2 separate regions of the Homo sapiens genome follow, and region 2 is linked to region 1. A link is a loop called in an ENCODE intact Hi-C map of the cell type or tissue named here. Cell type or tissue: heart left ventricle. All regions are shown on one strand. Each heading gives the region's core, and the rest is flanking DNA. Links, peaks and the distances in the headings are about the cores only.

Region 1 (11,992 bases), core at 51-8,050:
AGACTATTTTCAAATGGGAGACTGGAGCTGTTGGTAGCTGAACCACCTACTTTACAATGGATTCACCTTCTGTGAAATGGAGAGTGAGTGGTACAATTATCTGAATTATTTATTTAAAATGTCCATTTGTTATACAAGCACGATATAAATTATCTGGATAATTGCTTCTTTTCTCTCTTTTGGCCATGGCCACTTGACCAACTGTGGATTATTGTCTTGGCATGTTAGAAGCCCCCAGATAATACTGGGGGACAATTTTTCTCCTCCTACAACGTCACAGTAGATGATTTGCACTGCAGCTTGTGGTGCCTTGATGCTTCTTTTGGACTTAGAGACCTTCTTTCTTGGCAGCCTTTGCTGAGACCACGAGGTGCTTGAGTCAAAGATAACAAGCTCCAGGGGGCCTATTAATAATACTTGAGTTAGACTGGGATAAGAAGTATCTCAAAGGTTAGACCAACTCTGATGAAAGCCTTGGAAACTGATGCAGACTAAATTTCAGTGACTAAATTAAGATTTGGTGTGTATGCATGTGTTGTCCTAGAGTCCTTAACAAGGTATTAATCTGATTATAGAACCCTTGAAAGCACTTGTTTGCTCACAAAGGAATTTCTGTTTCATTTGCGTATACACATTGTAAGGCCAGGAATATTTGTTAATAATTCTATGTGGAATAGTACTTTAAATTTTTTCTTTTATTTATTTATTAAGTTTGACTGTTAGCACCTATCTTGATATCCTTAGCATTATAATCTTAGGTACTCTAGGCCTAGATACATGATATCTACCAAATTATTGCTGTGGGAAGAGGCAAGTGCCTACTTTCAGAAAAGAGATTTTTCTAGGATTTATTAAAATGAATGCTTACTTACTTCAGCATGTATTATGTTGACTCTTAAATCTGTGCTGAGTGTGGTGAGGGATGCTGGATTTCAGTCACCATAGGTCTTGTCTCTTAGCACGGTCTGATCAGTCTTCATCTGGAGGGCTACCAAGGAGATTAGAATAATTCCATACTTGACTCAGAAATTCACACTGGCGGCCGGGGGTGGTGGCTCACGCTTGTAATCCCACCACTTTGGGAGGCTGAGGCAGGTGGATCACGAGGTCAGGAGTTCGAGACCAGCCTGGTCAACATTGCAAAATCCCGTCTCTACTAAAAATACAAAAATTAGCCTGGTGTGGTGGTGCACACCTGTAGTCCCAGTTACTCGGGGAGGCTGAGGCAGGAGAATCGCTTGAACCCAGGAGGTGGAGGTTACAGTGAGCTGAGATCACACCACTGCACTCCAGCCTGGGTAAAAGAGTGAGACTCCGTTTCAAAAAAAAAAGAAAAAAGAAATTCAGACTGTCTTTGTAATGTGCAGGGTCCAAATTTGGACCCTCAAGGTCACACCAGACTGGAATTCAGTTTGTAGTTGAATAAGCCTTTGTCATTCTAGAGTTGCCTCAGTCTGACGCTGTAGACTTAGGGAGGCTAAAATCACGTATTTCTCAGGAAGAGAGATGGAGATAGGAACAAGTGAGGGGAGGAGGATAGGCTGAGCAATTTATATTCAGACAGAGACAGAAGATGAGTAAGATGAATGTGTGTTCAGTTCAATATAAAATAGTATATTTTGTGTGCTAACTCATATGGTAAAATAAAACTTGTGCTTTTAACCTTTTCTCTTTTATTCTACATTTATTACTCATTCCTCTCCTGGTTCCACCTGCGAAGTTACTTTTGCCTTACCCTGAATATTGATGAATTCTGCTTAGTGTCAGGACCCATGGCAACATAGGATTCAGAAAAATCCTGTTTGCTCCTTTATTATTGTGCATCTAGAATAGTCATCTATCCTGAGCCATTTTAGTAGCTTACCTCTTCAAATTGCTTAATATGTTGCATCAGACTATGTTGGACCTCAAAGCCATATTGGGAAATTCAGCTTTTTGTCTGTGTGGTTTTTTTTTTTGAAAGTATAAATAAAAATGACTTTCATTTGTTCCGCAGAATTTCTTCCCTATTCTTCTTCTTTGTGTGTGTGTGTGTGTGTGTGTGTGTGTGTGTGTGTGTGTGTGACAGGGTCTTGCCCTGTTACCCAGACTGGAGTGTGGTGGTGTGACCATGGATCACTGCAGCTGCAACCTCTCAGGCTCAAGTGATCCTCCCCACCTCAGCCTCCTTAGTAACTGGGACTACAGGCACACCCCATCATACCCAGCTAATTTTTAAAATTTTTTGTAGACAAGGGGGTCTCACTATGTTGCCAGGGCTGATCTTGAACTCCTGGGCTAAAACAATCCTCCCCCCTCGGCCTCCCAAAGTGCTCGGATTACAAGTAGGAGCCACTATGCCTGGCCTCTCCCCAATTCTTCAACTCCTGCTGAATAACTGTATATCACCATTTGGGCTTTTAGAATCTTCTACTCTGTGAGTATTTTGAAATAGGCAACCTGTCAATATATATGGATTAAGCACAATTCTGCCAAAGGTAAGGAGTTGGACCAGTCTTGTTGTTAACATAAAACTAAGTAGTTTATTTTTTTCTTTTAAAATATTTTAAAACTAAGATATACTTTATATACAATAAAATTCACTCTTTGTAGTGTAGCATCGTATGAGTTTTGACAAATGCGTACAGTTGTGGAACCACCACTGTAATCAAGATGTAGAACGTTACCCTCAAGATTTTTTGTGCTCCTTGGTAGACAGCTCCTCCCACCCTCAGCCCATGACAGTCATTCATCAGTTATTTTGTCCCAATAATCACAATAGATGGAGGCTGAGGCAGGAGGATCACTTGAGCTCAGGAGTTTGAGACCAGCGTGGGCAACATAGCAAAACCTTGTCTTTACAAAAAAATAAAATTAGCCAGGCATGTTGGTGCATGTCTGTAGTTGCAGCTACTTGGGAGGCTGAGGCGGGAGGATAGCTTGAGTCCAGGAACTGGAGTTGCAGTGAGCCATGATCGTGCCACTGCATTCCAGCCTGGATGACAGAGTGACACCCTGTGTCTATAAACAAACAAGAGCCACCATGCCTGGCCTAGAGTAAAGTTTTTGATATTTGAATAATATGCCATTAATTACATGTGTCCCATTCTTTTTTTTTTTTGAGACAGAGTCTCGCTCTGTCAGCCAGGCTGGAGTGCAGTGCACGATCTCGACTCACTGCAACCTCTGCGTCCCGGGCTCAAGCAATTCTCCTGCCGTAGCCTCCTGAGTAGCTGGGATTACAGGGGGGTGACACCACGCCTGGCTAATTGTTTTTTTTGTTGTTGTTTTTTTTTTTGAGACGGAGTCTTGCTCCGTCGCCCAGGCTGGAGTGCAGTGGTGTGATCTCAGCTCACTGCAAGCTCTGCCTCCCGGGTTCACGCCATTCTCCTGCCTCAGCCTCCCGAGTAGCTGGGACCGCAGGTGCCTGCCACCATGCGCAGCTAATTTTTTTTGTATTTTTAGTAGAGACGGGGTTTTGGGCGGGTGGATCACGAGGTCAGGAGATCGAGACCATCCTAGCTAATTTTTGTATTTTTAGTAGAGACGGGGTTTCACCATGTTGGCCAGGCTGGTCTTGAACTCTTGACCTCAGGTAATCCACCCGCCTCAGCCTCCCAAAGTGCTGGGATTATAGGCGTGAGCCACCATGCCTGGCCGTGTTCCACTATATTTTTCTCTTTAGAGGTTTTCTTAGATTCTTAATTAACAACTAATATTGAATGTCTAAATGGTAGATTGTAAGTCTGTACTAGAGTATATATGTGGTATAATTTCTGCCCTCAAGGAACTAACAGTCAGGTTTGGAAACAGATAAATAAAAAAAAGATTCCTTTTAGAGTTCCAAATTCTATGATACCCTGGAAAGGATGTATTCCTAAGTGGAAGGACAAACGAAGGCAGTCCAGGATGGTAGAGCAGCATGGGCGAATAAATAGGAATGGGTGTGGTGTGTAGGCAGAGGATGCTAGGAAATCCTAATGGATGTGTTTGAAGGGTTAGAGATGAGAGAGAGTCAGGGTGACATCCTAGAGGGCTTTGAACATCAAACATCAGGCCAAGGTGGCTTGATGGACTCCTTAGTAGAGAATTTTTGTGGGTTTGAGCAGGGTCGTTACCCAACCAAAGCAGTATTTTAGGATTCTGAAGCAGCACTTGGATTTCTGAATGAATGGAGAGACAGAGTTGAGAGAACCAGCTGAGTGAATGGAGATGAGAAAAAAGTGTAGTACAATTCTAGCTTGTGAGTCTGAAAGAATTGTGTTATTCAGGTAGAAATAGTATTCAGTCAACGATTAGACTGAGGTACTCTGAAGACGTACAAATAGAAATCTCCTATAGGTGTTTAGCATGGTGGCCCATATCTGTAATCCCAGCACTTTGGGAGGCCAAGGCGGGAGGATTGCTGGAGACCAGGAGTTTGAGACCAGCCTGAGCAATGTGGTGAGACCCTATCTCTCCAACCCCCTCCCCACCCAAAAAAAAATTAGCCAGGTATGGTGGTGCAAACATGTGGTCCCAGTTACATAGGAGGCTGAGGTGGAAGGATCACTTGAGCCCAGGAGGTTGAAGCTGCAGTGAGCTGTGTTCACACCACTGCACTCCAGCCTGGGTGACAGAGCAGAGCAAGACTGTGTCTCAAATAAATAAGTAAGTAAGTAAGTAAATATCCTGTAGGTATCTATGTGACTCAAGGCTAGTCACTTTCCTATCTATGCTCCAGTTTTCTCATATTTGAGACAAGAGACTTGATTTTAGCATAAAGGTGAGAGTTGAAGTAATGAGTGTGAAAGAGGAAAGGGAGAAAACATACAGAGAAGAGCAGAAAACACAAGCAGCTGGTAGGCAGAGAATGCAGAAATTCAAGTTAGAGCTGTTGGAAGATGTGGTAGGCTGACTAATGGTGCCCCAAAAATGTCTAAGTCCTAATCCCCAGAACATGTAAATATGTTACCTTACAGGGTAAAAGAGACTTTGGGGATATGATTAATTTAAGGATCTTGAGATAAGGAGATTAGCCTGGATTATCCAGGTGAGCCCAATATAATCACAAGCATCCATATAAGACAGGCAAGAGAGCAGAATCAGAATAGGAGATGTGATGAAGGAAGCAAGAGATTGCAGGGATTCCAGGAAGGTTCTGTGAGCCAAGGAATGCAGGTGGACCCTAGAAGCTGAAAAAGGCAAGGAAGTGGATTCTTCTCTCAGAGCCTCCACATAAGGAACCAGCCCTGCCAGCAATTTGACAACTCAGCCCAATGAGACTGATTTCAGACTTTTTTTTTTTTTTTTTGAGACTGAATTTTGCTCTTGACCCCTAGGCTGGAGTGCAGTGGCACAATCTTGGCTCACTACAACCTCCGCTGCCCGGGATCAAGCGATTCTCCTGCCTCAGCCTCCTTATTAGCTGGGATTACAGGCGCCCACCACCACAACCAGCTAATTTTTGTATTTTTAGTAGAGACGTGGTTTTGCCTTGTTGGCCAGGCTGGTCTCAAACTCCTGACTTCAGGTGATCCACCCGCCTTGGCCTCCCAAGGATTACAGGTGTGAGCCACTGGGGATTACAGTTGTGAGCCACTGCATCTGGCCATGATTCAGACTTCTGACCTCCAGAATGCTATGATAATAAATTTGTGTTGTTTTAAGCAACTAAGTTTATGGTAATTTGTTATAGCAGCAATAGGAAACTAATACAGAGAAGAACCGACAAACAGTGATATTGAGGTATTTCAAGGAATGGATGGTAAATAATGTAAAAGGAAATTGAGGAGAAGGCCTGTAAAAAGACTGTTGGATTTGGTCATTTAAACTTTGAAAGAGCACTTTCAGTAGAGATATTTTTGAAGACTTTTGTGGAGGTTATATGAAGTTTTTTTTTGCATTAAGGATAACTTGTCTTTCTGTTGACTTTTGGGAGAAAAAATATAGATTTTCCATCAATATAATTGTAATTTAAATGAGGGCCCAAAATATGTGGCAAGACACTTTAAAAGCTGAATTCTGGCTAGTTCAGGTGGTTTCATTATTCATCAGTTAAGAATATTTTAGGATATTAAACCTGATAATAGGGGCAAGAAAGTTATGTCCCTATTACTGATGGCTGCTTATCTAGTTTATTTTACTTCTCAGTCTAGTTTGGCCCATTTCCCACTCATTAGCACTTCCACTGGAAGGCAGCCTTGGGGGAACAGTGATAGGGAGGTTAGTACCAATAAACAGTTTTTTCTGCCATTCTCTTACATTTATTTCTTGAGTGTCTACTGTGTATCTGATTCTGTGCTGCTTGTTACTTTTACTTAGCAGTAGATACAATTTAGAAACTAACTTGAATTTTGGGATTGGTCTCCAGAATAGTTGGTTACTATTATAACTTATAATAGGAAATTGGCTACATAACCGATTTCTGTTCTAGCATTCTGGCTCTTGAGGAGTGTCAGGGGAGTACTATATTTATCAGTATTTGAGACTATTTTATGCTTATGGAGGAGAATTACATATATATCTTCTCTAAGATGGTGAAATATGGAGGTTTGGGATGTCTAATAAATCTTTAATGGTTCAACATAGTAATAATAAATCCAGATTAAGACCTTGGCCCAGAATGTCATATAGGACAAGGAATTGAAGCCTCATTTGGATTGCTAATTGAGTGCTTGCCCAATTTGTTGATGTTGTTTTTGTCTGTGAATATGTTGGGGTTTTTCCTGCTTTTGAAGTGTCATTTAAAAAAATTGTTTCTTCTGATCTTAGATTGTAACCAGTTTGAGTAAAATTTGGGGGCTTAAAGTTTTATCAGGCATGCAGAGTTTATGTTTGTTTCATGAGGCAATTCAATTGAAAAACTGAAGCTTTGCCCAGGCGCGGTGGCTCACGCCTGTAATCCCAGCACTTTGGGAGGCCAAGGCAGGCAGATCACGAGGTCAGGAGATTGAGACCATCCTGGCTAACACGGTGAAACCCTGTCTCTACTAAATATACAAAAAATTAGCCGGGCGTGGTCGCACGCGCCTGTTGTCCCAGCTACTCGGGAGACTGAGGCAGGAGAATCACTTGAACCCGGGAGGTGGAGGTTGCAGTGAGCCAAGGTGGCACCACTGCACTCCAGCCTGGGTGACAGAGCGAGACTCCGTCTCAAAAAAAAAAAAAAAAACTGAAACTTGAGTTTTCAGTATTGGAAATTGACTTGCATGTGGTTTTTAATGAAATATTCTACTTCATTATAGTTATGGAATAGGTTTATACAAAAATTTAGAGATGATTTTATATTTAGTATACTTAAATGTTATGACACAGTGATAATCTGTTAGAATATTAATCTAATGCAAATTTGGGGAATATTTTATGGTGCCATGCTCTAAATATTCATGATATATCTGGCATGATATATGTATCTGGTTTTTCTGTATTAATTATTGGTCTAGTGACTCTCTTTTAAGCATTTTATTATGGAATATTTCAAAATAGAAGATACAAAAGTAGAGAGAATGGTATAATGAATTCTCAAAAGTGATCAACTTATGGCCAATCTTGTTTCATTTATAGATCCTCATCTCCAGTATACTGGATTATTTTATAGCCAATCCTAGATATCACATAATTTTTTTTTTTCTTTTGAGATGGAATTTCACTCTTGTTGCCCAGGCTGGAGTGCAGTGGTGCGATCTTGGCCCACTGCAACCTCCACCTCCCAGGGTGTCTCAGCCTCCCAAGTAGCTGGGATTAGAGGCATGTGCCCCCACGCCCGGCTAATTTTGTATTTTTAGTAGAGACAGGATTTCACATGTTGGCCAGGCTGGTCTCAAATGAACTCCTGACCTCAGGTGATCCACCTGCCTCAGCCTCCCAAAGTTTTGGGATTACAGTCATGAGCCACCGTGCCCAGCTTATATTTTATTTGTAAATATTTCGATATATATCTCTAGAACGTAGAAATTTAAATTAAAAAAAAATCAGCTGGGCGTGGTGGCTCATGCCTATAATCCTAGCACTGGGAGGCCAAGGCAGGTGAATCACCGGAGGTCAGGAGTTTGAGACCAGCCTAGCCAACATGGTGAAACCCTGTCTCCACTAAAAATACGAAAAATTAGCCAGGCGTGGTGGCGTGTGTCTGTAATCCCAGCTACTGGCGGTGGGGGGTGGGGGTGGGGGGCGGTGCTAAGGCAGGAGAATCACTTGAATCCGGGAGGCGGAGCTTGCAGTGAGCTGAGATCTCGCCACTGCACTCCAGCCTGGGTGACAGAGTGAGACTCTGTCTCAAACAAAAACAAAAACAAAAACAAATTTCATTGGCACACCTAAAAGTCAAAATCTTGTTTCTTAAAATTATATTTTAGTAGTGTTTAAGTTTCCCTGATTGTTCACAGGTGTGTGTGTGTGTGTTTTAACAGTTGGTTTATTCAAGTCATGATTCAAATAAGGTCTGTTTTGATTGATACGTATTTTAATCTATGGTTTCCTCCTCATTTTTTTTCTCTTACCTTATTTGTTGAAAACCTGGGTTGTTTGTACTTTAGAGTTTCTCTACAACCTAGATTTTTCTGACTGCTTGCTTGTGGTGTTAAGGTGTTCTTTTGTCCCACGTGTTTTCTATAAACTAGTAATTAGAGATTAGGTCTGATTCAGATTCCAATTTTTTGGTAAGAGTACATCATAAGTGGTGGTATGTACTTCCATGAGAAGGCAAATAATGTCAGGTTATCTCTCTTTGTGATTTAGTGGCCATTGATGGCCTGCAAAAATTTTGAAGTTTCAAGCCAGTCTTGACTAGACCTGAATTCCATTAATTAGTGAATTATTCTAATTATCATCACATCACAAGAAGCTCCTTGTATTGCGCTTCTAATTGGGTTACCAGTGATCAGCTTAAAAAATGTAAATTGGCCGGGTGCAGTGGCTTACACCTGTAATCACAGCACTTTGGGAGGCCGAGGTGGGAGGATCACCTGAGGTCAGGTGTTCGAGACCAGCCTGCCAAACATGGTGAAACCCTGTTTCTACCAAAAATAAAAAATTTAGCTGGGGCTGGTGGTGGACACCTGTAATCCCAGCTACTTGGGAGGCTGAGGCAGGAGAATCGCTTGTACCTGGGAGGTAGAGGTTGCAGTGAGCCGAGATTGCACCATTGCACTCCAGCCTGGGCAACAAGAGTGAAACTCCGTCTCAAAAAAAAAAAAAAGTAAATTGTGAATAAAATAGTTAACATAGGTTTAGTGTATTGACTGTTGCAAGGCTTGACAAGGTGCCTAATGTTGAGATTAGTAGTACCCTTCGTATGTAAATATTTTCCGTGATTGGCAGTGGAGTAAACTTTTTCTACTGTCATTTCATATCTTTACCATTAGCTCTTTTTTTTTTTTTTTTGAGACGGAGTCTTGCTCTGTCACCCAGGCTAGAAGACAGTGGCGCGATCTCGGCTCACTGCAAGCTCCACCTTCTGGGTTCATGCCATTCTCCTGCCTCAGCCTCCTGAGTAGCTGGGACTACAGGTGCCCGCCACCACACCTGGCTAATTTTTTTGTATTTTTTTAGTAGAGACGAGGTTTCACCGTGTTAGCCAGAATGGTCTCGATCTCCTGACCTTGTGATCCGCCCGCCTCGGCCTCCCAAAGTGTTGGGATTACAGTTGTGAGCTACCGCTCCCGGCCTCCATTAACTCTTAACTGAAGTTCCCTATATTAGTCTGTTTTTGTTGCTATAAAGGAATACGTGAGACTAGGTAATTTATAAAGAAAAGAGGTTTAATTGGCTCACAGTACTGCAGGCTATACAGGAAGCATGAGGCCAGCATCTGCTCATGGTGAGGGCCTCGGGAAGCTTACAGTCATGCAAAAGGCAAAGGGGAAGCAGGTGCATCACATAGAGCAGGAGAAAGAGAGAGAGGTGGGAGGTACCATACTCTTTTAAACAATCAGATCTCCTGTGAAGAGAAGAACTCACTCATTGCCATGGAAAGGACACCATGCCATTTATGAGGGAGCTGCCCTTGTAATCCACACATTTCCCACCAGGCCCCACTTCCAAAATTGGGGATCACATTTCAACATGAAATTTGGAGGGCACAAATATCCAAACCATATCATTCCCCTTATTTTGAAATATTGTTCAGAATTCCAGTTCAGTAATATGGTTTCTTATTCCCTAAGTCAACTGCCAGCCCTTGAGGTCCATTATGAAAGAAAACTTCAAAGGGAACGCTCCAAAGAAAACTAAAAAAAAAATAGTAACTTGGCGGTGCAAGGAGAAGAAAGAGACCTGCTTTATAAGAGATAGGAAGAGTGTCCATTCTAGCTACATCAGTTTTGGGCAGTCAACTGTGGGCAAATGATGTGCTTGTCTTAGAAAATGGAAGTGACATTGGGGCATTCATATGGAGATTGGGTTGATTGGCTGGCTTTTGTTGTGCTCTTTGAGGCCTAAGAGAAATTGGCCCTTCTAATTGAATGTGAATTTCACAGTGGGATGTATGGTTTTATGAACTGTTTTATTTATATGCGGGCATTTCAGGGGAGGCAGATTACTTTTTTTTTTTTTCCTGCTTCTTGGCAACATTTTTGCCAGGTTTCTTTTTTTAGTTAGTGATTTTTATTTTTTTTAAAGTTGGTTGGTCTAGCGATGAAATGTGACGTTAAAATGCCAAAACAGATTGTGTTTGGGTCCTGTGGATGCAGCTTCACTGTTTTGTAATTATTCCTCTTGTATTGATTTTCCTCCCCATGTTTAAATTGTTCCTCCTTGACAGTAGATAGCATGAAAAATGAGGTCAAAAGAATAACTCACCTCATTATAAATCACTAGGGGTAATGGAAAGTGATTCTGAAGGATGACCAGGATTCCTTCCATCTGTTAAGAATCATTTCACCTGTTGAAGAGTTCCTACAGCACAAGGACTCTAGTGGTGAGCCGCATCCATTCCAACTTCACAATTGCCGTACAGGGCTAGTATTAGGAGAATTTGACTGCTAGAACTCTAAGTGCTTAACAGGTATTTTTTAAAGCAGGCAACATCTTTATCATTGGCACCAGTTTTCAGTTGAGAGTGGAGACTGCCTTGCTTCAGCTCTGTGTGTGCTATAGCCAGTTCATGACAGAATCAGCAAGGCCCAGGGTTTTTGTTTTTTTTTTTTGTAATAAGGAAATAACTTTGAAAAATTAAAATTATAAATTTAATTTTTCTGCTCATTACCTAAATTATTGCAAGAAGATTATCTTCATTTTTCTTAATATCAAGATAAATGTTCTGTCCTGTCTCTATAATGCACTTCTGTAGTTTGAATGTTTATTTATTTATTTATTTATTTATGTTTGAGACAGAGTTTCCCTCTGTTGCCCAGGCTGGAGTGCAATGGCACGATCTTGGCTCACTGCAACTTCTGCCTACTGGGCTCAGGTGATTCTTGTGCCTCAGCCCCCTGAGTAGCTGGGACTACAGGCATGCACCATCATGCCCAGCTGATTATTGTATTGTTATTGGAGATGGGGTTTCGCCATGTTGATCAGGCTGGTCTGGAACTCCTGGACTCAAGTGATCCACCCATCTTGGCCTCCCAAAGTGCTGGGATTGCAGGCATGAGCCACCATATCCAGCCTGTAGTTTGAATCTTTAAACAGTCAAATGATCTGTTATTAATTTTGGGGGGCACATTTGTATTGAGCACTTCCTGGATGCCAGATGCTGTTGTATACTGGGATACAAACATGGCATACAACTGTGTCTTGCTCTCAGGCATCCCACAGTTACTGACAAACTCATAATTTTAAAGATCTATTCTGGTCTATATTGCTTGTACTTCATGTTGATTCCATTTCCTATTAATCTGTTCATAGTAAAAGTGGAGAAAAGGGTATTGATCATTATCTACACATTTACCTTTGTATGTTTTAAGATAATCAAGACCTTGTCATTAGCCTTCTCTAATAAGGATAAACATGTGCATTCTTTAATTTAGTTTCCAAATCATTAATCGTTTTGTCTATCTCTCCTGGGAATTTCTAGTTCCCTTTGGGTCCCCTG
Region 2 (11,992 bases), core at 2,764-10,763, 49 kb after region 1:
GTTCTCAGCTAGTGCATTACACGCACATGCATACACACATTAGAAACAAAAGAAGCAAAAACGAAAACCCAAGGACAAAGTGATTCTGATGTCATTATTTCCACAGCAAACAGCTGGGATTTTTACATATGTGACATTAACTTAGAAAACTTAGAAAATGTAAAGCTCCTACTTCATCCTCACTGTCATGTTAGTGTCACCTGGGGGCTGTGATCTGAATCTTCACTGAACTCTCTTCGTTATTATAGCATTCATTGATTTTGATGATATTAAATTGCCTTTTGGAAAATATTCACTATTTAGTTGTTGGAGTCCCTTCCTCCTTTAACCTGTTCTCCCAAAACAGCTTTGGTTTTTTTAAGAGACAGTGTGCCAGGCATGCTGGTTAGCCTAGAATTAGTAGACACAAGGAACCTTCTGTCAGAGGGATTGTTGTGTCTGGCACAGGATCATTTGGGCACAGTATCATAGCTTGCCTGGCAGAAGTCTAAGCAAAGGGGCACAACACTCTTGGCAAGTTGAGAGTGGCAAGGGTAATGTCTTATGTTGCCCAAGTAACTCTGTTTTAGTTAGAATCCTGACTAGCTGAAAAAGCATACTTCTCTCAATGGCTTTGGTGAAGCCTTTTGATGATTGACTATTTCCTTAAGAGTTTAAGAGAAGGCTCAAAAAAGGGCTTTCATTCTGTTAACTTCTTGGTTTTTGCTATGTACATTGTTATATTGGTGGAAATTTCACATTTCATTATTTTATTTCCTTTTCCCCTCACTACTAAACATATATATATATTTTTTGTAAATTGAGGGAGATGAGCTTTTGAATCTCTAAAACCTAGTGTTGTGATTATCAATGTGTGGATTCTAAGATATCTGCTACCAACTAATAACAGCACCAAGACAACCTCTGGATGCTTACTGGATATGCCTGGGGATGGAATATTAACATGGTAAATTTTACTCAAAATAGGATATTAGAAATTATTTTCATATTTAATTATATTCATATTTGTCATATAACTAGGAGATTTCTTTCTTTTGACAGGGTCTCGCTCTGTCACCTAGGGCTGCAGTGTAGTGGTGCGTACATGGCTTACTGCAGCCTCATTTTCCTGGGCCTAAGCGATCCCCCTGCCTTAGCCTCCTATGTAGCTGGGACCACAGGCATGTGTTAGCATGCTCAGTGAATTTTTTAATTTTTTGTAGAGATGAGGGCTCATTTTGTTGTCCAAGCTGGTCTCAAACAATCCTCCCTCCTTACCTTCCTAAAATGCTGGGATTACAGGTGTGAGCCACCGCACCTTTTTTTTTTTTTGAAATGGAGTCTTGCTCTGTCGCCCAGGCTGGAGTGCAATGGCGCAATCTTGGCTCACTGCAAGCTCCACCTCCTGGGTTCAAGCCATTCTCCTGCCTCAGCCTCCTGAGTAGCTGGGACTACAGGTACCCACCGCCATGCTTGGCTAATTTTTTGTGTTTTTAGTAGAGATGGGGTTTCACCGTGTTAACCAGGATGGTCTCGATCTCCTGACCTCGTGATTTGCTTGCCTCAGCCTCCCAAAGTGCTGGGATTACAGGCATGAGCCACTGCGCCTGGCCGATATTTGTTTTTCCTTGATGATGGATTTAAAAGATCTTATTTCATTTATTTTTTATAATTTCAACTTTTAGATTCAGGGGGTACATGTACAAGTTTGTTAATGGGTATATCGTGTGATGCTGAAGTTTGGGGTATGATTGATCCCATCACCCAGTTAGCAAGTGTAGTACCCAATAGTTAGTTTTTCATCCCTAGCCCCTCTCCCTTTCTCTCTCCCTCCCTCTCTGCTCTAGTAGTCCCCAGTGTCTACTGTTGCCATCTTTATGTCCATGAATACCCAGTGTTTAGCTCACACTTATAAGTGAGAACATGCAGAATTTGTTTTCTGTTCCTGTGTTAATTTACTTAGGATAATGGCCTCCAGCTGCATCCATGTTACTGGAAAGCACATGATTTTGTTCCTTTTTATGGCACATAACTAGGAGATTTCTATCCTCGTTATTAATGTATTAGCTTGCTTTCTGTATTGTTAATATCATTAAGCAAATACATGCTTTGTGTGTGTAGAGCACTATTCTGGGCCCTGGGGATACAATTAGTAAGTCATAGACTCTGCATACAAGGAGTCTTGCTGAGAATTTGACCTATCAAAGATAACTACAATAAAATCCAATATACTACAATAGGTAATGGGAAACTGGTGGTAGTGGCTAGTATCTGCTAGGATGAGAAGAATAGTCAAGGCAGGCTTCATAGTGAAGGTAATGTTTAAACTAAGTCTTTCAGACCATGTAGAAGCTCTAAGCAGGAAAATGCATCCCAGGCAGAGGAAACAGCATGTGTAAATATATGAGGGCATGTGAAAGTGTGGCACACTTGCAGAATTGTTAGAGATTGTTATGGAAATGGTTTATAATAGCTAACAGCAATATGCATGAGCAGTTAAGTTGTGCCAGACACTGTTCCAACTGCTGTGTCCATATAAAGATATGTAATCTTCATAATAATACTAAGAAAGAAATAGTACTGTTATTCCCATTTTATAGATGGGGTAACTGAGGCAGAAAGAAGTTAAGTAACTTATACAAGGTCTTATAGCTATTAAGTTCCACAGCTGACATTTGAATTCAAACTTTCTGGCCAATGCACTAAATCAGGGGTCAGCAAACTATAGCTCATGGGCCAAATCCAGCCCACTGCCTGTTTTTGTACAACCTATAAGCTAAAAATAGTTTTGCACTTTTAATTAGCTGAAAAAGAAGTAAAATATTTTGTGATATGTGCAACTTATGTGAAATTCAGATTTTTAGTGTCCATAAAATTTTACTGGAACCCAGCTATAGTCGTTGGTTTAGTATTGTCTATAGCTGCTTTTACATTATAATGACAGAGTTGAATGTTTGCAAGAGACTATGATCTGCAAAGTGTAAAGTACTTCTTTCTTTTTTCTCTTTTTTCTCTTTTTTTTTTAGAGACAGGGTCAGGCTCTGGCACCTACGCTGGAGTATAATGGCACAGTCATACCTCACTGCAGTTTTGACCTCCTGGGTTTAAGCAAGTTATTCATCTCAGCCTCCCGAGTAGCTAGGACTACAGTTGTCCACCACCATGGCTGGCTAATTTAATTTTTTTTTTTTTTTTTTTTTTTTTTTTTGTAGAGATAGATTCTTGCCACATTGCCCAGGCTGGTCTTGAACTCCTGCCCTCAAGCAATTCATTCACCTTGGTCTCCCAAATAAAGTACTTTCTATTTGGCTCTTTACAGAGAAAGTTTGCTCTAAATCAATGCACTATACTGCCTCACAGTATATTTTGTTTTATTAATTAACACAAAGAATAGCATACGTTAATAGCAATACTTGGACTTATGTACTAGTTATCTTTTTAAAAATCTGTTTTCATATTTGTTGTCTTGTGTCCTCACATCAACCCTGAAATAAAAAGAAGGTTAAATTTGGTGTTTTTCTTGTATAGCTAAGAAACTTAGCTGTGGAAAGATTAGGATGGGCTGTGACATTAAAGTCAGACTCTTTTGCCTATACAGCATCTTACAACATCCTCCATTCTGTTCTGAAATTTCTCCTCTACCTCTGTCCTACATAACAGTTGTTCAGAGTTTGGGCTTGAGGACACTCTATAAATGAGACAGTTGAGACAGATTGAAAGCAAGGTAACACACACTCTTTCCTTAACCTTCAGTGCCTCTGCAACAGCATCTGAAATTTTCTGTCTTGGCAAGCTTCACCTAATTCTGAGCACCCTGCTAGTGAAGTGCTCTGGGAGGCTGGGATTTGACTGCAGATAAGTAAGCACTTACCATCAAAGGAGACAGGGGGCGTTTCTCATTTTCATTTCCATAAAGGGATGCCATTGCTTTGCCAGGCTATGTGGAAAGTCTTTGCCTTAACAGTGAATCTTGAGTCCTCTTTCAGGTTTTTACCTGTCCATATTCTACTTTTGGAACATGAGGTTTCTACCTTTTTGCTATTCCTGATCTTTTCCTGGACTTAGGAATGACTTCTCTTACCAACAAATCACGGAAGCTTTTCTTGTTACCTTGGTACTACCAGTAAGCTAGTCGGGGAGAGTGGAATCTAACTCTTCTATTTGTGATCTCAAGGGATGTTTGTGTTATTCATTGGTTTGTATTTTTCATTCTACTTCCCTTCTTCTAGGACATAGCAGTCTGAAGTTTGGACTACAGGCTATGTTTTGTTGTATCATTATGCTTGATGCTTTCAGGAAAAAACCAAGTTGTTCAGATTTCTCAAGTCTTAATCTCTAGTGTGTGTTCTGTTTTCAGCCTCAATAGTGAATTTATATTATCAGATATACAAAATTGATTATACCCAGATTTGGACTGTTAAGGCCTAGCAGAAACAAGACGCAGCTTTAAGAGAGGTCAACTATGTTTCTGCTCATAGCCAGCATTTCCTTGGCCTCGGACAGTGCTGAGGTCAGAGCAATGTAGAAAAACAATTTTCTGTCCAAGGGGTCAGATGCCTGAGAGATGCAACTCAAACACCTACAGTGAGGGGTAACATATACAGACATTTGTCAAAACTTAGTGAATGTATACCTAAGATTCGTGCTTTTCACTGTATGTAAATTTTACTTCAAAAGAAAAATAATACTGTAAAGAGGTATTTAACTCTAGTTTATAGTTAAGTATTTGGAGAAATTATTACTAATGTCTGAAATGGGATGAATGGATGAAGGGATGGATACATGACAAAGCAAATACAACATTAATAGTGGACGATAGCTTGTGTGGGTATATGGGGGGGTCACTGTGAACTTCTTTCAACTTTTCTGTGTTTGAACATCTTCATAAAAATTTTTGGGAAAATAAGAAAGTAAAGGGGATGGGCAGGTAATACAAATTAATAAAGAAGGCTTGGTGTAACACAGTAGAGAGAGATGGGGCCTGGGGCACTGAGAAACGCATGTTCTGCCTAAAGAAGGCAGCTGCCACTCAACTCCAACCAGTTGTTACTTTGTGGGAATCTGGCCCCAGTGTTGTAATCTAATTTTTAAAAAGGAGTTTCAAATATAGAATTTTTGTGTGCAAAAAATCTTTAATTTTAAAATACCATATGGGCCAAACAGTATATTTTTAATTTACCAACTCATTTTCTATTCCAAAGATTAAAATTTTCGAGAAGAAATTGGGGGTGTCCTCTTGAGTTGTAAAGTTACCATTGTTATCACTAACACGTGCCTTTAAAGAGATTTCAGCTGTAGCTGAGACCTTATACTGTAACCTCAATTCCCCTGTTGTGTGGGCTGCTGTACAATAATGCCTTGCCAGGCCCATGCCATGGTATTCATGACACTGACCCAACCAGGACTTTGCTGTGGGGCAGGGAACAGCTGTGAGGCTGGGCTGGTTGGCACTGATTTCTCTAGGCTCACTTTTGGATTATTTAATATGGAAAGGGCAACAGTACTTGTTAGTTTGCTGCTCAAATATAGTTCCTGAGTGTAAGTCACTTAGGCTTTAAGAGAAATTAGCACTAGTTGGGAATCAGAAACAGAAAAGACTTCTAAGACTTCCTTATATTCCCTGTTTTGTCTAAGTGGTGTCACAAATCACCCATGGTCCTAAGCTCTTAACAATCTCCATGTTATCCTTTCTCACCACTGACATTCTAATAAGTGACCCTTTCTGTTCATTTTACCTCAGGGGTACTTCTCAAATCCATGTCCTCCCCAGTGTCTTAGCTGCCAGTACCTTACTTCAAGACCTCATCCTCTCTTGCCTAGATTACAATTTCCTCACTGGTGTCTCTCATGAGTTTTTCCCTCCCAGTGGTTCAATCTTCATATTCCTACTGCAATTATCATTCTAAGATACAATTCTGTTAGTATCACTCTCTGGTTTAAAAACCTCAATACCTCCCTGTTGTCTTCAGGATAAAGGTGAGACTCTTTATCATGGATGGAATATAGGGACCTTCATGGCTGTCAACGTATCCTACCAGCCACAATTCCTTCTATTTTCCACTAGCCTGTAGGGTAAAGTTCCAATTTCTCAGTATGGCAAATGAAGCCCTACTTAAATTTCTATGCATGCCCCCACCCCCTTTTTAGTCTATGCATGCATAGAATTCTCACTATTCCAAAAAATGGACATTTTCTGTTTCCTCCAGACCTTTGCCTATGTTATTCTCTTTGCTTCAGATTCTCTTCATCGCTGCTGTTTCAGTGTTCTCTTTCTTCTTTATAACTCAGGTAAATAATTTTTTATTTTTATTTTTTAAATTTTTATTATAATTTTTTTGAGATGGAGTCTCACTCTATTGCCCAGGCTGGAGTGCAGTGGCGTGTCTTGGCTCACTGCAGCTCCACCTTCCAGCTTCAAGCGGTTCTCCTGCCTCAGCCTCCTGAGTAGCTGGGACTGCAGGCGTGTGCCACCACGCCTGGCTAATTTTTTGTATTTTTTTAGTAGAGACGGGGTTTCACTGTGTTAGCCAGGATGGTCTTGATCTCCTGACCTCATGATCCGCCCACCTTGGCCTCCCGGAGTGCTGGGATTACAGGCGTGAGCCACCGCACCCAGCCCAAATAATGTTTATACTGGGAGGTTTTTCCTGTAGCCCCTCGACCAAGTTAGCAACTTCTTACTCTGCACTATAACACTTTGTACTTAGCTCTCATTTTATATTAGAGATTATTTCTGTTGCATTGTATCATTTACATGTCTCTTTCCACCACTAAATGATAAAGTCTTAATCATTTTTTATTACTACATCTCCACCTGAGGACCATGTCTGGTATAGTACAGGCCTTAGTAATATTTGTTACATGAATAAATGGAAATGCACATTACAGTCAGGGAACACTGATTACTGAGACAAATTCTTAACCTGTTCTTTGGTAATGTGAGTCAGTGTCAGATCAGAACTTTATCTTCTTAGATTTTCTGCTTGTGCTAACAATTAGACTTGATGGACCCTCAGCAGCCCGTGACTCTGTTATGGTAAAACGCAGTCTAAAGCCCCTCAACTTCCTTTACCAGCTATAGAAGTCAGCTATAGGAGCCCTGGCCCATTGTTTTTCCTTTCCTCTAATCCTAACTTAAATTAACTTTTATCTCTTATGAATGAAACCTGACTGTGATCTGTTTACATGTACAGGAACTTACATAGAGCTTATATTCATATTTAAGTATAACATTACTTATATAGAACTATATTTATGTTTAAGTATATCATTTTTGCTCTTGTGTAGAAAGGAGGGTCCCTTGTTAACTCTGGAGATAATACAAGGGTAATATAATAATAGCAGCTAACACGTAACATTTAACTGTGTGCCAGGCTTGAAGTGTTTTTATGTACATTAGCTCATTTAATCCTAATTGTAACTCCATGAAGTAGTTCTTATGATTGGTATGATAATTTAACAGATGAGGAACCTGAAGCAGACAGAAATAACTCGTCCCAAGAACACAAAACTACTTAACCAGTAGACCTGGGATTTGAACTCAGGAAGTCTTATTTCATAGTCTGTGCTCTTAACTGTATGCTGTACTGCTTAGGGTTATATAACTGCTTTCTCTCGTGTCTTCTACCATGTAGTACTCTACCTGTGGGAGGACATGACAATAAGTGTTATGGACTAATAATATATTATTAGCTTTGACTATATAAAACGCTTGATGAAAATATGCTGGGAAAATAATAACCTTTTATTTAATATCTCCTTTTACGGATAATATTTGGTGTGCTGATTTATACTTTCTGCAGATTTAAACTGCCTGTAATTTCTTTGTGGCATTCACTCCTTACTCAACTCAGATCCCAGGATTGTCTTCCTTCTTTTCCCCAGGCTTACTTGACAGCTATGAAGCATTGCCCATGCCATAGCTTTCAGGCTGTGCTCTTGTGTCTTGTGAAACACTTGTTTATGGGCACAGAGTGATCTGGAGTTAAATAGAAAAATCCCTCTCCATGGGACAACAATTTACTCTACATGCCAACTTGGCAGCAGGGTAGACCACTGGGGGGCTGTGATTAAGACAGGTAGCCAAGAGAGGAAGGAGGTTTCTAATCCAGACTCATGCTAATAAACAGAGTGGTAACCAAAGCACTTTAATGAGATCTTTGTGTTTTGCATTTAGTCTAGTTAGGAGTAACCAACTCAAATTGACCAATTGGCCACATTCCTTATATAAAATTATTGGAGTAGACTAATATCAGTTTACACTGTATATACTAAAATAAAGCTATTTTTAGGGAGATGGTATTAAGCATTGAAAATGTTCCATGAACCAAGTAGTTTCTTGACCCTGGCCATGAACTCTATTTCGGACACCTCTAAAGTGGTAGGTAGAAAGCATTTAGGTGGTTCTGTGACTGAATATATGACCTTAAATAAGAATCATTTAACTTTTCCAAGGCTGAGTTTCTTCATCTGTAACATGGAAAGTCCTAATGCTTATCACTCTAGTTTCCGTATTCTTTTTTTCCTTTACTGTTTTGTTATAATAGACTTTTTCTAAGGAATGTCTTTGATCAAGTCTGTAAAGGTGTATCATTCCATTACTTAGTGTGTCTCAGCTCTTATGTACAGAATTTGTAAGAAGCCAATTTCAATAGGACTTTCTTATATTCAAGTGTCAGAGTTACTCAGCTATCTCACCTTTGAGCTGAAAGAAAGTCATACTTGGGATTTTTATCACAATTAGTAGGCCACATTTATTGTTCCTCAAAATTAGAATTATCAGTGAGTAACAAAGTAGAGATTTGGAGACTGGAACATACAACTTCTGTTTGAAGATGACTCATGAGCTTTGAGAAAATGCAGATTTCATTTTCTGAGCTCTTCATCTTCTTTCTCCTCAACTTTCAAAAAACATGATTTGATGATAAGAGATCAGACGTGTATAACCATAGTGCAAAAGTTGCCAAGTTGTAAGACAGCTGAATGAGTTTTTCTTCTTTTAGGTGAATAAAAGCATGGGGAATAGAGAAGATTGAGGGAAACATTATTTGAAGCGAAGGGCTTATTAGAATCCAAATTGAACACATTTTTGAAATTTAAGTACTGTTAACCCTTAGGCAATATGATACTTGCTCTTAATTGAAGGGAGATGTTCTCTGGTCCCAGCCTGTAAACATTTGCAGTCTTGAGGTAATATGCCAGTTTACTGAGAACAAAATCTTAATCAGTATGACACTTCATGGAAAATTCTTTACTTCTGCTCTCTCGGCTGTCTCTCTTGAAAGGGTACAGATCTGTGTCCAGAGCCTGCCTGACCACTGAGTACATAATCAGATATAGTTCTCACCATCTGAGAGCCAAACTGTCTCTGCCAGTGGGGTTATGAGTCTTTCACACAGGGCAGACAGTTGCTGGTGTCACCTGTCATGTTGGAGCAGACTGCTGTGATGATTTCCACTTAAGCAGTAGTTATACTATATCATGATTGGAGTGAAGAGACAGCTACTTGGAAGGATTGACTCAAGCTCTGGATCAGTCAATCTTAACTACTGATAGGTTAAAGCCTTCCTGTAGTGACGATCTCCTGATGGTGGAGATTGCCAGATTTACTGAGTCCTTTATCACCTTTAATTTATTTGTACTACTGGCTCTCCATATCCATGGGTTCTGCATCCATGGAGTCAACCAACTGCAGATTGAAAATATTTGGGAAAAATAAAAAATAAAAATTTAATATTAATAAAAATAATACAAATAAAAACAGTATAGAATAATGACTATTTACATAGTATTTACATTGTTTTAGGCATTTTAAATAATCTAGAGATGATTTAAAGTATCTGGAAGGATGTGCATAGGTTATATGCAAATATTATACCATTTTATTTAAGGAACTTGACCCTCAGTGGATTTTGGTATCTGCAGGGGGTCTTGCAACCAGTTCCCCATGGATACTGAGGGACAGCTGTATAATTTCTTGGCATATGATTTCTTGGCCGTCTAGTTGGGGCAAGGGGACTTTGAGCTTAGAAATGTTGGGTTTCACAGGGACCTCATCAATTAGTATTTCTATCCCAGTTTCAGTCCTCAGCCAGAATACCTTCAGTAAAATGCCTCATGTGAGAACCATGATTAGTTCTTTCAGGGTTTTGCTATTTGAGCCAGAGATTAGTTAAACAGTTTCTAAAACTTTCTATTTAATGTAGTTGTCTTTTAAAAAGTCATATTATAAATTTATTGATCACTTTTCATCTGTCAAAGAAGGGATCAGTTACAGCTGTGATTTTCAGTTACTAGTAAGGATTGAGGATATGGCAGACTCTCTAGGTTCTGATTCTGATTCGCTATTCTATGGCAAGTTTATTAGTTTCCTGTGGCTTCTGTAACAAATTAACACAAACTTGGTGGCCTAAAACAAAATTATTCAATCATTCTCCCACAGTTCTGGAGTCCAGAAGTTTAAAATCAAGGTGTTATCAGGATCACACTCCCTCTGGTATATATACATTGCATGTATATACCATATTTTACTTATCCATTCAGCCATCAATGGGCTCTTCAATTGCTTCCACATTGTAGCTATTGTGCATAAGGCTGCTGTGAACATGGGTGTACACATATCTCTTTGAGAGACCCTGCTTTCAATTATTATTATTTCTTTCTTTTTTTTTTTTTTTTTTTTGAGACAGGGTTTCATTCTGTCCCCCAGGCTGGACTACAGTCTCTGCTCACTGGAACCTCCACCTCCCAGGCTCAAGCAATTCTTATGCCTCAGCCTCCTAAGTAGCTGGGATTACAGGCGCATGCCACCACACCCAGCTAATTTTTTGTATTTTTAGTAGAGACAAGGTTTCGCCATGTTGCCCAGGCTGGTCTTGAACTCCTGAGCTCAGGCAGTTCACTCGCCTCAGCCTACCAAAGTGCTAGAATTACAGGCATGAGCCATTACGACCAGCATCAATTATTTTGAGTTTATACCCAGAATTCTTCTGGATATATATTCAAAATCCTATTTTTGAATAGAAAATAGAAATGGTAATTCTATTTTTAATTTTTTGAGGAACTTCCATACTGTTTTCCATAGAGGCTATACCATTTTACATTCCCCTGAGCAGTGCACAAGGATTTTAATTCCTTGCCAACACTTTTTTTTTTTTTTGAGATGGAGTCTTGCTCTGTCACCAGGCTGGAGAGCAGTGGCATGATCTCGGCTCACTGCAACCTCCACCTCCTGGGTTCAAGCAATTCCCCTGCCTCAGCCTCCCAAGTAGCTGGGACTACAGGCACGCGCCACCACGCCCAGCTAATTTTTTGTATTTTAGTAGAGACAGGGTTTCACCATGTTGGCCAGGATGGTCTCAATCTCCTGATCTCGTGATCCACCCACCTCAGCCTCCCAAAGTGCTGAGATTACAGGTGTGACCCACAACGCCCAGCCAACACTTTTAAAATATTTCCTTGCATGCTAAAATTTTATTTTTATATTTCATTATTTATTTTTAGAGATGGGTCTTGTGTGTTGCCCACGCTTGAGGGCAGTGGTGCTATCATAGCTCACTGCAGCCTTGATCACCTGGGCTCAAGCGATCCTCCCTCCTCAGCCTCCCAAATAACTGGGACTACAGGCCTATTTTGTTTTTTTGATAATAGTCATCCTAATAGGTATGAGGTGCTATCTCATTGTAGTTTTGATTTTCATTTCCCTAATGATTAGTGACATTGAGCATTTTTTCATATGCTTATTGGCCATTTGTATATCTTTGGATACATGTCCATTCAAATCTTTTTTGCCCATTTTTGAATCAGGTTGTTTATTTTTTGTTGTTGAGTTTTAGGAGTTCTCGATATACTCTGGATATTAATCCCATACAGATATATGATGTGCAAATTTAAAAACTTTATTATGTACATATATTTTTGCTTATAAAAAATATGGAATGCTTCATGAATTTGCTTGTCATCCTTATGTAGGGGCCATGCCAATCTCTGTATTGTTCCAATTTTAGTATATGTA

What was found. Peaks named below come from ENCODE experiments on the same cell type or tissue, not always from the same donor. Only the 100,000 strongest peaks of a DNase experiment are listed, where the experiment ranks them.
Region 2: a loop joins it to region 1, with 2.5 times the contacts of the local background. A loop is called at or near these places in 27 of 110 quality-filtered maps.

What each region holds. Positions count from the first base shown.
Region 1 is chr1:202,351,567-202,363,558 of GRCh38, forward strand. The region is part of intron 1 of PPP1R12B (protein phosphatase 1 regulatory subunit 12B); the gene reads left to right. Among named protein-coding and RNA genes, the nearest start is that of PPP1R12B, 8.9 kb to the left of the region's middle. RefSeq lists enhancers at 7,320-8,271, 9,674-10,416, 10,417-11,158. In heart left ventricle, for the core only: no CTCF peak of the experiment used is centred there; no DNase peak of the experiment used is centred there; H3K27ac peaks cover 208 bases.
Region 2 is chr1:202,398,204-202,410,195 of GRCh38, forward strand. All of the region lies in intron 1 of PPP1R12B (protein phosphatase 1 regulatory subunit 12B), which reads left to right. It also overlaps the pseudogene RNU6-89P. Among named protein-coding and RNA genes, the nearest start is that of PPP1R12B, 56 kb to the left of the region's middle. RefSeq lists a silencer at 941-1,202. In heart left ventricle, for the core only: no CTCF peak of the experiment used is centred there; no DNase peak of the experiment used is centred there; H3K27ac peaks cover 3,194 bases.